3 separate regions of the Homo sapiens genome follow, and all the other regions are linked to region 1. The links are chromatin loops, found by intact Hi-C in ENCODE. Cell type or tissue: natural killer cell. All regions are shown on one strand.

What was found. Hi-C counts contacts between places; a loop is a spot of excess contacts. Peaks named below come from ENCODE experiments on the same cell type or tissue, not always from the same donor. Only the 100,000 strongest peaks of a DNase experiment are listed, where the experiment ranks them.
Region 2: a loop joins it to region 1, with 2.7 times the contacts of the local background. A loop is called at or near these places in 14 of 110 quality-filtered maps.
Region 3: it touches region 1 in a loop (5-fold over the local background); 23 of 110 quality-filtered maps call a loop at or near these places.

What each region holds. Positions count from the first base shown.
Region 1 is chr20:63,634,572-63,637,071 of GRCh38, reverse strand. No RefSeq gene overlaps it. Among named protein-coding and RNA genes, the nearest start is that of MHENCR, 8.6 kb to the right of the region's middle. RefSeq lists an enhancer at 1,246-1,295 and a silencer at 1,496-1,545. In natural killer cell, no CTCF peak of the experiment used is centred here; DNase peaks (open chromatin) are centred at 92, 1,081 and 1,551; H3K27ac peaks cover 2,500 bases.
Region 2 is chr20:63,552,212-63,554,711 of GRCh38, reverse strand. FNDC11 (fibronectin type III domain containing 11) reads right to left here and starts at 553. Exons shown (of 2, transcript NM_001319152.2): 1 at 506-553. RefSeq lists silencers at 462-711, 982-1,121, 1,142-1,291, 1,312-1,371 and enhancers at 1,062-1,356, 1,652-1,741. In natural killer cell, no CTCF peak of the experiment used is centred here; DNase peaks (open chromatin) are centred at 111, 1,261 and 1,841; H3K4me3 peaks cover 1,035 bases; H3K27ac peaks cover 1,256 bases; H3K27me3 peaks cover 162 bases.
Region 3 is chr20:63,566,560-63,569,059 of GRCh38, reverse strand. HELZ2 (helicase with zinc finger 2) reads left to right here. Exons shown (of 20, transcript NM_001037335.2): 6 at 61-702; 7 at 1,433-2,216. Among named protein-coding and RNA genes, the nearest start is that of HELZ2, 6.4 kb to the left of the region's middle. RefSeq lists enhancers at 483-532, 553-642, 733-802, 1,213-1,282, 1,753-1,802. In natural killer cell, no CTCF peak of the experiment used is centred here; DNase peaks (open chromatin) are centred at 409, 1,049, 1,459 and 1,859; H3K4me3 peaks cover 1,291 bases; H3K27ac peaks cover 1,675 bases.

The DNA of each region.
Region 1 (2,500 bases):
TCTGGGGGACCCAAAGCCAGCGACCTGGGTGGGGGTCGCTGGGTGGGGGGATATTGGGAGGAACCCAATGTCCTCTGGGTGTGGGGAACCATGTAAGATCTGCTGTTAGAAGTGAGTCACTGAGAAGACTCATGCTTAGGAGGGAGTTGGGTTCCAGCTTTTGAGGTGAGGAATGTCAAAGGATTTGTGAACATATTTTATTTTCTTATTTTATTTATTTATTTAGAGATGGAGTCTCGCTCTGTCGCCCAGGCTAGAGAGCAGCGGCGCAATCTTGGCTCACTGCACCCTCTGCTTCCTGGGTTCAAGCGATTCTCCTGCCTCAGCCTCCTGAGTAGCTGGGATTACAGGCACGCACCACCACGCCTGGCTAATTTTTGTATTTTTAGTAGAGACAGGGTTTCCCCATGTTGGCTAGGCTAGTAGAGACGGGGTTTCATCATGTTGGCCAGGCTGGTCTCGAACTCCTGACCTCGTGATCCGACCGCCTTGGCCTCCTAAAGTGCTGGGATTACAGGTGTGGGCCACCATGCCTGGCCTTATTTTACTTTTTTGAGACGGAGTTTCACTCTTGTTGCCCAAGCTAGAGTGTAGCGGTGTGATCTCAGCTCACTGCAACCTCCACCTCCCAGGTTATAAGCGATTCTCCTGCCTCAGTCTCCCAAGTAGCTGGGATTACAGGCGTGAGCCACAGTGCCCGGCCTTGTGAATGTATTTTATTTTATTTTATTTTTTGAGACAGAGTTTCGCTCTTGTTGCCCAGGCTGGAGTGCAATGGCATGATCTCGACTCACTGTAACCTCCACCTCCTGGATTCAAGCGATTCTCCAGCCTCGGCCTCCCGAGTAGCTGGGATTACAGGCATGCACCACCTGGCTAATTTTGTATTTTTAGTAGAGATGGGGTTTCACCATGTTGGTGAGGCTGGTCTTGAACTCCTGACCTCAGGTGATCCACCCACCTTGGCCTCCCAAACTGTTGGGATTACAGACGTGAGCTACAGTGCCCGGCCAGTCTGTGAACGTATTTTAAAACCACATCAGACACTCTGCCTAGAGTGACTGCTATGATCTGAATGTGTCACCTCCGAAGTTCACGTGTTGGAAACTTAACCGCAGCGCAGCAGTGTTCTGCTCTATTAAAAGGGCTCCTGGGAGTGGGCTCTCTCTGACCACGTGAGGACACGGTGGTCAAGGTGCCATCGTGGAAGCAGAGACCAGGCCCTGACCTGATGGCCCCTTGCTCTTGGACTTCCCAGCCTCCAAAACTTTGAGGAAATAAATTTCTGTTCTGTATTAAATTACCCAGTCTGTGGCATTCTGTTACAGCAGCACAAAACGGGCCAAGACAGTGACTGTATGTTTTGGACACAGCTGGTGCTTGCTTGGTGTCTGGGGCAGCAGTGGGTGCCCCCCAAACAGGGGTGTCCAGCAAAGCAGGTGGGGATACGGCACAAGTGGAGGCCTGACTCAACCAGTTGCTCCCCCACAGCCTGCTGTGCACTCGTGTCGGGCAAAGGTGCGGCCATGCAGAAGTGAGCACAGGAAAAGCTGGTGCCAACCACAAGTGCTTCTCCTTTTGCTGAAGAAAAACAATTTTGATGTTCTGCAGTTGCTCAGTTTCCTGGGACTGCTGTAAGAAGTACCACAAATGAAGCGGCTTAAAACAACAGAAACTCAGCCGGGTGCAGTGGCTCATACTTGTGATCCCAGCACTTTGGGAGGCCGAGGCAGGAGCATTGCTTGAGCCCAGGAGTTTGAGACCAGTCTGGGCAACATGGTGAAACCCCATCTCTACAAAAAATACAAATATTAGCCAGGCGTGGTGGTGCTCGTTTGCAGTCCCAGCTACTCTGGAGGCTGAGGTGGGAGGATCGCTTAAGCCCAGGAGTTCAAGACTGTAGTGAGCCATGATTGTGCCACCCAGCCTGGGAGACAGAGCAGGGCCCTGTCTCAACAAACAACAAACAATAAACTTGTATTTCTAGTCACCAAAATGTTGTGTGTATAGCATAGTTTATTATATTCAAAACACTTTCAAATTTTTTTAATCTTCATAATGTCTACTCTGGGAAAAACAGGATAAACATTGTTACACTAACCTTTTTTTCTGGTTGCAAATGTAAGACATGGTCATTGCATCACTGCAAAACACAAGGACAAGAGGCCAGGTGCAGCGGCTCATACCTCTAATCCCAGCAAGGCCTCCCACCTTTGGGAGGCCGAGGTGGGCGGGTCGCCTGAGGTCACGAGTTTGAGACCAGTCTGGGCAACATGGTGAAACCCCATCTCTACTAAAAATACAAAAATTATCTGGACGTGGTGGCGCACACCTGTAGTCCAGCGACTTGGGACGTTGAGGCAGGAGAATCGCTTGAACCTGGGAGGCGGAGGTTGCAGTGAGCTGAGATTGAACCACTGCACTCCAGCCTGGGTGACAGAGCAAGACCCCATCTCAAAAAAAAAAAAAAAAAGTTATTTGTTAATATCACCGTCAAGCT
Region 2 (2,500 bases), 82 kb after region 1:
GAAGGGTTGCCCTTTTGGGCGTGAGGCAGATATGACTTCACGAGCGCACTCCTCGGGAATCCCTCGAGAACAGGCCCCTGGGGGCAGCAGGGAGTGTGTCTGGGGTGAGGTGCCAGCTGAGAGCAGGACCCCAGGACCCCAGGCCTAAGCCCTGCTCTTGCTGGAGGCTGGGGCGGATTTCACCGCTGGAGGGAAACCGTGCCTCTGTGACGTGTGAGGGATGTTTTCTAGTCTCCAGCAGCTGCCCAGGTGGAACACCCAGAGAGGCTGGTCGTGAACCCGGAAAGGTGGTTCTGAGCCCCTCGCTGCTTCCTACACGCCCCGGTCCCAGGCCCGCTTCCCTGAGACCACCAGGTGCCCGCACTCTACCCCCTCCACCACACTCCCCTTGGCTCCCCTGGCCCGGGCCCACCTCCCCGGCCGCTCTGCCTGCCCCTTACCTTCTCGAGACCCCCAGCCCTCCTCTCCCGGCCCCCGCCGCCGCCCCAGGACCGCGCCCACTTGCCCTGCCTCTGAAGCGGAGCCGCGCGCGGACTTCCCAGAGCCCAGCCTCCCTCCGCACTCCGCGGGTTGCCCTGGGGACCAGCGGCCTTTGTGACGCTGCGGCCCGGGGGCGGGGCGGGGGTGGGGACCCGGGACCCCGAGCCGAGTAATCTTCCATCCGCTTCGCTTCCTGGAGAGCCCCAGACTTCTGGGGGCCCGCGTCCCCGACTGAGGGGCCACGGCGGGTGGCTGGTCCAAGAGCCAGGCTCCAAGGGGGGTTCCCGTCCCGGAGCCCTTCCGCGGGCGCACCACTCCCCACGCACCCCCGGCTTCGGGCGGGGCGCAGGAGCCTCGGGTGACTGGGAGGGAGTTCCTGCTCAACCCCCCAGTCCGAGCGCACTCCTCGGGAATCCCTCGGAGGAATTTGGGAGAGAGGCAGTGGCCGGTGACCAGGCGGATGGACCACCCAGCGCCTGGACAGAGGAGAGGGGCGGCTTCCCCCGCCGCGGGCTCTGCCCAGCAAGGCCCCGCCCATTACAGATGCCACCCATTACAGGCTCCTCCCACCGCAGGCTCCCCCCACCGCAGGCTCCTCAACCACAGGCTCCTCCCACCATGGGCTCCCCCCTCCCCCGCAACGGCCCCTCCCATCATAGGCTCCTCCCACCGCGGGCTCCCCCCACCACGGCCCCTCCCACCACAGGCTCCTCCCAGAGCAGGCTCCTCCCACCGCGGGCTCCCCTACTACGGCCCCTCCCACCACAGGGTCTTCCCACCACAGGCTCCTCCCAGCGCAGGCTCCTCCCACCGCGGGCTCCCCCCACCACGGCCCCTCCCATCATAGGCTCCTCCCACTACAGGCTCCTCCCACTACAGGCTCCTCCCACCATGGGCTCCTTCCACCTGGGGCTGCCCAAGCTCAGGCACCGACCTGACTCTGGATAAATGGGGTCTCCATAGCTCCAGGGAGCCCCGCAGGGGAGCTCTGAGGCCATCTGGTCCCGTCTGTATCTGTTCAGTTGGGCTCAGGGCCTCTGGGATCCCCCCGTTCCCCCACAGCACACCCCAGCTAGCTGGGGGTCTCCTGGGGTCACAATCTTAGACACCCCAAGGTGCCCCTCCTTCACCTTCAGGAAGATGCTGGAGGAAGACACCCTTTCCATCCTCCTCATCTCCACCCCCACGGAGGTCAGTGCTGGGGCCTCTTCCAGGATGGGCGTCTTTGAGCCCCTACCAGGCTGTTCTGTAACTTGAGCCTCCCCCCTCCTCCCGGTGACCCCACCCTGGAAGAGCTTTCCCTTGGTGCATGGAGGCCCCAGGGGTTAGGCCTGGCAGGAAGTGGGTGGATGTGGGTGGTTTTTTTTTTGAGATAGCGTCTTGCTCTGTCACCCATGCGGCAGTCTTCACCCCCGGGGCTCAAGTGATCCTCCCACCTGGGTCTTTCTGATCCTTCCGGATTACAGGTGTGAGCCTTGCACCCAGTCCTGTTGGGTGCTGTTTCTGCCCTGCCCTCCCTGCCTGGGCTGGAACTCAATAAATGCCAGCTATTGTTATTGTTATTTAGGGCTCCAGGGGACAAAGCCGGGGTTGTTTGGAGAAGGGGGTGCTGTCTGACGCGGAGGGTTGGGAAGCAGTAGGAGTTAGACCCCTTACCCCCGGCCCTGCAGCCCACTGACGGAGAAGCGGGGTGGGGGCAGAGCAGCCTCCCCTTCTCTTTTGGGGCCAGGCAGGTCCTGGATGTCTCCCCTCTCCTGGGCTCCACCCTACCCCCTTTCTTTCAATTTCTGATTTCTAATCTAATTTTTTAAAGTTAAACTTTTGGCCAGGCTCGGTGGCGCAGGCCCATAACCTCAGCACTTTGAGAGGCCAAGGTGAGAGGATCCCTTGAGGCCAGAAGTTTGAGACCAGCCTCGGCAACACAGGGAGACCCCTGTCTCTACAAATAATTTGAAAAATTAGCTGGGTGTGGTGGTGTGCACCTGTGGTCTCAGCTACTTGGAAAGCTGAGGCCGGAGGA
Region 3 (2,500 bases), 68 kb after region 1:
GGACTTGGCAGCGGGGCTGGCAGCTGTGGCCCCATGAGCTGACCCAGGCCATCCTGCCAGGCTGACCCTGCGGGGCCAGGTGTTCCTGAAGACGGCATTGCAGACGCCAGCGCTGAACATGCTCTTCGCGCCTCCGGGAGCACTGTACGCAGAGGTCCCCGTCCCCTCCTCCCTGATGCCAGACACAGACCAGGGCTTCCTGCTGGGCCGGGCGGTCAGCACAGCCCTGGTGGCCCCTGTACCTGCACCCGACAATACGGTGTTCGAGGTGCGGCTGGAGAGGCGGGCCAGCTCAGAGCAGGCGCTGTGGCTGCTGCTTCCGGCCCGCTGCTGCTTGGCCCTGGGGCTGCAGCCTGAGGCCCGCCTGGTCCTGGAGGTGCAGTTCCAGATTGACCCGATGACCTTCCGCCTCTGGCACCAGGCAGTGGACACACTGCCTGAGGAGCAGCTGGTGGTGCCCGACTTGCCCACCTGCGCCCTGCCCAGACCTTGGTCTGTCCCACCCTTGCGGCGTGGCAACCGCAAGCAGGAGCTGGCCGTGGCGCTCATCGCGGGCTGGGGCCCTGGGGATGGGAGGCGTGTCCCCCCGCTACTCATCTATGGCCCCTTTGGCACCGGCAAGACCTACACGCTGGCCATGGCCTCCCTGGAGGTCATCCGGAGGCCTGAAACCAAGGTGCTCATCTGCACACACACCAACAGGTAAGCCCGAGCCTGGCCTGCCCCCACCTCACCTGACGCCCGGCCCAAGTCTACACCGGGCAGGCGGTCACCCCCTGGATGTGCTCCAGTCCTCTGATTCTGCACTCCCTGTAGCCGACCAGCTTTGGGCTTTGGCTTTATCAGGCCCAGCTCAGGGCACCGAGGGTGGCCGGGTCTGCTGTCAGGTGAGGAGCTGGGTGCCTCTGCCGGGGCCCTGGCCCAAGGAGAGTGTCACGGGGAAGGCTGCAGCATGGCCCACCCAGGACTTCTGGGGATGAGTCTTGTTTTTCGTTTTTATAGAAACACAGATCTTTGTCCTAACCACAAGGTTCCCCTTTGGTTTATGTGGTTTCCTCTGGTTCCTGCCACCACCACCTCCCCAGGCCGGGGCCTTCCCATCCCTGCCCAGTGGGGAGTGGGAGGAAGAGCCTGGGACAGTGGCCATACGTCCCGGGCTGATTTCTGGATTGGGGGTTCTGGGGACCAGGGAGGTGCAGGTGTCTGCAGTGTCAGAGGAGCCGCTGGGCTCGCCCAGGTGTTGCCTGAAGCCCTCCGTGGCCTCTTGCCCCTTGGACTCCTGACAGGAGGGACACCAGTGTTTGCTGCTCACCTCTGACAGCCAGACAAGGGCTGTGCTCAGGGGCAGCTCGGCTGGGCACACAGTAGGTGCTTTAGCGGACAGCACTGAGGCCCCCAGCAAGAAGCCCATGAGCTCCTCCCCCTCCCGCAGTGCCGCCGACATCTACATCCGGGAGTATTTCCACAGCCACGTCAGCGGCGGCCACCCCGAGGCCACTCCTCTCCGTGTGATGTACACGGACCGGCCGCTGAGCCAGACGGACCCAGTCACGCTGCAGTACTGTTGCCTGACCGACGACCGCCAGGCTTTCCGCCCGCCCACACGGGCAGAGCTGGCGCGGCACCGCGTGGTGGTCACCACCACCTCCCAGGCCCGTGAGCTCAGGGTGCCGGTCGGCTTCTTCTCCCACATTCTCATCGATGAGGCGGCCCAGATGCTGGAGTGCGAGGCCCTCACCCCGCTGGCCTATGCCTCGCACGGCACCCGCCTCGTGCTGGCGGGCGACCACATGCAGGTCACACCCCGGCTGTTCAGTGTGGCCAGGGCCCGGGCGGCCGAGCACACGCTGCTGCACCGCCTCTTCCTGTGCTACCAGCAGGAGACTCACGAGGTGGCGCGGCAGAGCCGCCTGGTCTTCCACGAGAACTACCGCTGCACGGACGCCATTGTCAGCTTCATCTCGCGGCACTTCTACGTGGCCAAGGGCAACCCCATCCACGCCAGGGGCAAGGTTCCGCCCCACCCCCGGCACTACCCGCTCATGTTCTGCCACGTGGCGGGCAGCCCAGACCGGGACATGTCCATGGCGTCCTGGCTGAATCTGGCTGAGATTGCGCAGGTCGTCGAGAAGGTGCAGGAGGCCTACAACACCTGGCCCAGCTGCTGGGGCGGCCGCGAGCAGAGGTGCATCTGTGTCGTTTCCCACGGTGCCCAGGTGAGCCCGGCCAGCCCGGGACAGCCCCCGACCGCACCCCTGCTGGGGGAGGGGGAGCTCTCCGGCTGATGGACGAGCCCCCGCCTCAGTTTCCCCATCTGTAAGAGGGGGCTGCAGTATTTGCCTCCCAGGGCTGAGGTGGGGCTCGGCCCCTGAGGTGTCTGGAGCTTGGTGGGGGTGCCGTCTCCTTGTCGGGGGTGGCCCAGTCCTCACTGCGTCCTGCGCTCATCCCCGAGCTTGGTGGGGGTGCCCTCTCCTTGTCGGGGGTGGCCCAGTCCTCACTG